Linked DNA regions of Homo sapiens: region 2 is linked to region 1. Evidence: chromatin loops called from intact Hi-C (ENCODE). Cell type or tissue: mammary epithelial cell. All regions are shown on one strand. Links, peaks and the distances in the headings refer to the core of each region. The heading gives the core; the rest is flanking DNA.

What was found. Hi-C counts contacts between places; a loop is a spot of excess contacts. Peaks named below come from ENCODE experiments on the same cell type or tissue, not always from the same donor. Only the 100,000 strongest peaks of a DNase experiment are listed, where the experiment ranks them.
Region 2: it touches region 1 in a loop (2.1-fold over the local background); 2 of 110 quality-filtered maps call a loop at or near these places.

Annotation. Positions count from the first base shown.
Region 1 is chr2:56,203,602-56,206,527 of GRCh38, reverse strand. All of the region lies in intron 2 of CCDC85A (coiled-coil domain containing 85A), which reads right to left. Among named protein-coding and RNA genes, the nearest start is that of CCDC85A, 21 kb to the right of the region's middle. In mammary epithelial cell, for the core only: no CTCF peak of the experiment used is centred there; a DNase peak (open chromatin) is centred at 1,717; H3K27ac peaks cover 537 bases.
Region 2 is chr2:56,370,773-56,373,698 of GRCh38, reverse strand. It overlaps CCDC85A (coiled-coil domain containing 85A), which reads right to left. Exons shown (of 6, transcript NM_001080433.2): 4 at 1,221-1,355. Among named protein-coding and RNA genes, the nearest start is that of CCDC85A, 190 kb to the right of the region's middle. In mammary epithelial cell, for the core only: no CTCF peak of the experiment used is centred there; a DNase peak (open chromatin) is centred at 1,428.

The DNA of each region.
Region 1 (2,926 bases), core at 308-2,807:
CTCTTGCCCTCTTGCCTCCCACCATGGGATGATGCAGCACAAAGGCCCTGGATAGATGTCATGCTCATGGACTTACCAGCCTCCAGAATCATGAGCCAAATAAACGTCTGTTCATTATTAATTATCCAGTCTGTGGTATTCTGGAATAGCAACACAAAATGAACTAACACATTGAAAAGAAATTTTAAAATAAAAACAAACTATTCAACTTGGAGTTCAATTTAAAATCCCAACAAGATTTTTTTAATGCTAATAGCCTTCCTTGTCCACTTAATCACAAGGTTTAAAGAATGATGAACATTTTATATTCCTATGTGTGTGAGAAACTAATGTTGCTATTAGAAAACATTCTTGGATTGTATTTCATTCCCTAGGTAATCTGGCCTTGACTCACTTTCCAAAATTATCTGCCACCACCTAACAAATACCTAAGCATAGACCTACTCATCTCCTCACTGTTCCTTTAACATAATTTTCTCATTTCCACCTCTACACTTTCTCTCTCAGACTTCCTCACCCCTCCTGCCAGCCTATCTAAATTCAACCATTCCTTAACAATCAACCTCACAACCAACCTTTGAGAAGCCATCCCTGACAACGGCAGCCAATGACCCATCTCCCAGGCTCACAGCACCAATTGCTAATTCTTTCCATTTTCTTGCTTAACCATACATCTTTATTGTTACTTACCTCCTTCCATGGACATGTCAGACCATGAACACCTCACATAATACCTACTACCATGCTGTACCCACATGGAATACACAATAAATATTTGTTGAATAAATGAGTATGTGTTTATTCTCAATCTCTCATCCACACATGGAACAGTGCAGAGATTTATACAAAGCAAATGAAATACGAACATAATTTGGTTTCCTACTACTACTCACATCCATGAGTCTTATCAGTTCATGCTTCCCCTTACTGCCATTTATGTTTCTTTTACCATGTTGTTTATCTCAGGACACACTCTGACTAGCCTTTAATTTGTTGTAATAAATCTCTATTATCCCTGACATTATTTAGCATGCATGGCTTCCTAATTAGTCAAGGCAATGATTTATAATGAAATTGCCATAGATTTTGCCCTTCCCTTCAGTTAATGCTACCTTCTCCATTTCTCTGAAGAGCCTTACTCCAAACTAGTTCAAATGTCAGCTGTAAAGTAATAGAAGTAAAGTGCCAAAGAAAGGAGAAAATGTCTGGTCTTTTCCAGGAAAAAATCATCAAAACCCATTTAAATGGGACATAACTAAAACATACGAAGAGCCTGGTGCCACTGTTTCATCATTAGATTACTCTCTTCCAAACTTTAGTTGATAAGCCACACTCTCCCATCTAGTACAAAGACAGTAAAGAGGCCTGAGAAAATCAGATCTACAATGGAGTGGAAAGGGAAATCCTTCTCTCTTTTCCAGAGCACCATCTTACTAAGCAACGTGGAGAACTATGTAAGAGACTAGACATAGAATGCACATGCTATACACATGGCCAGTCCATTTGTTGTCTGCCATCTGAGACCTGACCAAGCAAAAGAAAGCTACTATCCACAGATTTTGGAAGTATACAAATTACAAATCCCAAGTCACCTCTACTATAGCCTGTTTAGCTCCCCGTTTGCCGAGAGGTGTTCAGACTCATCACTGTGGTGCTTCAAAGAGGATGTGGTTTATTCTGATATTGCTAGATGAATTGCTGCAATCCTGACAGGCTTCTGACCAGGCACAGGAGTGCAGAGAGAAGGTAGAACAATGGTTCTTTATAGGTCATGCCATGCATGGTGAACTTTCCACCTACACACAGAATTCCTGTCCGAACAAACATATCCTCATTGCTCCATGTCAGAAGTCCAGGCCCAGATGCACAACTCCTGGAGGAAGTCAGGTGAGTGGCAGGTAGGGAGAAAAGCTGCCAGTCCAAGCCAATTAGACATACAGGTAGATTAATCTCCTTTCTTCCTTTCCTTGGAAGAGGAAGGGCAAGAAGCTGGAGGCAGCATGGACTGTGGTTTCCGGCTTCCTCACCCAAAACCTGCCTAAATAAAACTGAGTTAACACTGTGGCTTTTATGTTTATCAACATACAAACCTGTGTGAAATCAGACTTTCTATGATGGATGAGATTTAAAAAATAAGGTCTTAAAACATGTTCAGCACTATAAATGAACTTTGTTGCATTGTTGAATCTGAACACTTCATTATATGTCGTTATTATTCCAAAACAGTGAATAGACATTTAAGAATACAATGTTATCGGTATGTCTTTGGAGAAAAAGATTGCCCTTTAGTAAATGTATGTAATTTTTCACTGTGTTTAAAGGATCTTCTTCTATGAAATTATGATGTTAACAGATGATTATTTTACCATCTACACCTAATGAAGTAAAAAGTTGGCAATTCCAGGTTTACTCTCAGGTTTTATTTACCTGTGAAATCTAAATTCTGGTACTACTGACTCAGAAAAATTTCTATTCTAAGCCCCTTGCTTGATGGATAAATTATTTTGCCCACAGAGGTTGATGGTGTACTAAAGGCTACACAGCAAGAAAGTGGCAAAGCCAGTCCCGAATCTACTCCAGCTGGGTAGGCATGCCGTTATCCAGCCCTTTAGGAAGTTGGTGTATCACATCACTCTTTTTAAACTCCATGGGAATTTAAGTCAATTATTTTAAAGTGTTTTAAACACATTTTAAATAAATGTCATTTTTATTCATAATTAAAATAGAATTTATCTAAAGGGGGTTTATAAAATTGTTTTTCATTGCCGTAAAGCTGTAAATAAAGCTTAGATGCCACATGTCAGTTTAAGGTAACCACATATTACCTTAACATATGGGTGAAAGTCCACAGGGATACTCGAAATGTAAAAATAACTACATATGCCTTGCGAATAGAAATAATCAAACCAGCTTAGCTCCCTTTTTC
Region 2 (2,926 bases), core at 266-2,765, 170 kb before region 1:
TCTAATTTAGAAGGCAATAAACCTTCCCACTCTGAGCTACTTCCTTCCTGTTTTTACTTTCAAATCCTTTTCTGCCCAGCCTTTCTGCTTCAAATGTTCTCTTTCCAGACCTGGTAAAAAGATAAGCGTATCAATAATACCATCCTTTTGCTTGGGCATGGGCCTCTATCGTTCAGGGCATTTTGGTTTCAGAGAACTTCTAAAAATCAATGTAAACAACATCCTTAAACCAAATCATCTGAGCCATTTTCCATTGTTTAAATGTAAACAAAGTCCTGTTCTGGCCATATCTATTAAAAAACACACTTTTTTTTTTTTTATGAAAGTAGTTTTCTTTAAAAAATGGGATGGGGGCTACAATAGTATTTTGCCTGGAGTATACAGTGGGGGGAAATTCATCATTTAGGGATGAATGTTATACTTCAAACTAGCTTTGGGAGCCATGGACTACAAATCAACCAGAAAGATCAAGGCTTATATTTTATTTTGTTTTTGTGAAGCCACAAAGGTAACCAAGTGCCTGGTGAAGTTTACTTCCAACAGATGTTAAATAATTTTTCTAGACTGCAATAACAGAATGAAGCACCTCATTCTACTATATCTCATTTAGTACTATAAAATAAAAGGTTAGTTTTCTATGCGCTTAGCAGAATCAGACCAATATTTGGAGAATTATGAGGGTTCAATTTACATATACTCTCAGTCGACTAATACATTTTCACTGAACTATTTAAAAAAATATGCTACTGAGCCAAACAGGGAATTTAAAAAGAGAAAAATCTTACTAAAACTGGAAATGTGATTTCCAGATTAAGTGGCTTGTTTTCAAGCTACACATGATCACACAGTGCATGCATCACCTCTCAGTCAGTAGACAATTTTAAAGGGCAAAGGAGTACTTTTCTGAGCTTGTCTAGAGACATGATTTTCAAGACCACTGACCTAAACTCCTTTTATCATGAAATGTCCAGGGTACTTTTGTTCTTCTCTCCTGCATGCGGTTGCTCAACTTTCACCCCCAGATGTGGGGGAAAAAAACAAGAAAACTGTTTAGGAGGTGAAAAATTCTACTCCCATCCTCCCTCCCCAGACTTAGACATACAACTTTCTTTCATGTGTATGAACTTGTTTTCTACCCCCCAGTATAACTTTTTCTCTAGCAACAGAAGTCATCTGGTTATGCACAAGCAAATGCATCCAGCTGACTCATCTTCACTCACCGGGAGAGTAGGCAGGCATCGTCCTATTCCTCGGCACCCTTGCCACCACTGCAAGACCCGCCGGGCTCTGGACCCCCAGCCTTTCTCCATATTTGAGCTGTTTCTAGTTGGAGGTTGCCTTCTATTCTGGCTGGCCTTATATTTGGAACAATATGGTACAATCACTCAGAAAAATACTGTTTCCCAAGTCTCAAGAAAGCAGATAGAACATGAAGCTTAATGAGATGAACCACAATGACCACAATGGCAAGCTGTAACATGCACCTGTAGCTAGGGAAAAAATAAAAATAAAAACAATCTGAAGTCCTACATATTAGACCTAATCCTGATTTAAGTTTCTGGTAAACATATAACTACATTATAAATTCTATCAAAAAGTAGACGATAAAGTCAAAATTACAGAAAAAACTTGAAGGTATTTAAACAACTTTATTTTATGGGTTTTACCAGCATAAAATAATAATATGCTTTACCTGGATATTATACAGAAATAAACTACATAACTTCAGAACTTAACAAAAGTTATTTGAAATACAATTGGGAGCACTATGCCCTTTTGTTAAGAAGTGAAATTTGGGTATACATATTCAATAATACTGAGAAAATTAAAACTGCATCAAATTTTTAACAAAATTTCTGCATGTTGAAGAGAATGTAATGAGCTAAAAGGTCATCACTGCATTAAAATAAATATTTTACATAGAAAAATCTACATAATCATCAAACTTTGTATTCATAAGTTAACTAAATTTTTATGTATTTATTAGAACTAGAGGCATCACATAATTGAAAAGAAAAAAGTCCTTAATTTTAGCTTTTTCCATCACCAAACTGTATAATCCTATTAAAATGATCAGAAACAAAATGAACTTATTAGAACATGATTTCCTCTCCTGCCAACTTTCACAGAGACCTATAACTAAGAATATAATGTCCCAAGGAATAAGAAAATAATTTTAATAATTTAATAATTTTAATTATGGAAAATACGCAAAATGGTCCCAAAATTCTAGTGTCTAAATGTTGAGGTTGACTTTAGAAGACTGAAAATAAGAACATAAAATTTTAATTCTCATCAATTCATTTTTTTTGAAGTTAGCGGCCTATATCTGAATAGTACTGGTCCAATTTTCACTCTTCTCTAACTTTTGGAGGTTGAAAAAAGAAAATGCACCATGGTCTTAAGTGAAGTAAGAAAGAGAAGAAATAATGACCAGTAGTTGGTACTCACAAAACTCTTTTCTGAACCTATTAAATTGGCACCAGTGACCTATAAAAATAAGTCACACATACTCTACTTCTCACGTATAACAGAGGCAATTATATATTTGCACTTGGGTCATAATGATAATTTCATCATAGCAACATTAATTTGAACATTGCTCTTTTGATAATTAGTCCATGTGTAGTGTCTAATTTGTTTCCATCATCAAAAGAATTATCTCCAAAAATTTATAACATGATTCACAGCTTAATACTCACCTCCCACCCCAATCTGCATAATTCTATTTCTGAGATGATCATTAATGAGTAATGCAAATTTTATAATTATTTTTACAAATAAGGAGATCTAGTATCTGAATTTGATTATTTCCATAACATGCACCTCTCAGATCTTATCCTTTTTGGATTTAACAACTGAGTAAAACATATAGGCATTCTACTTTCATTCTTTCTTAATGTGTAGCAAGGCTAAATCCCAATTC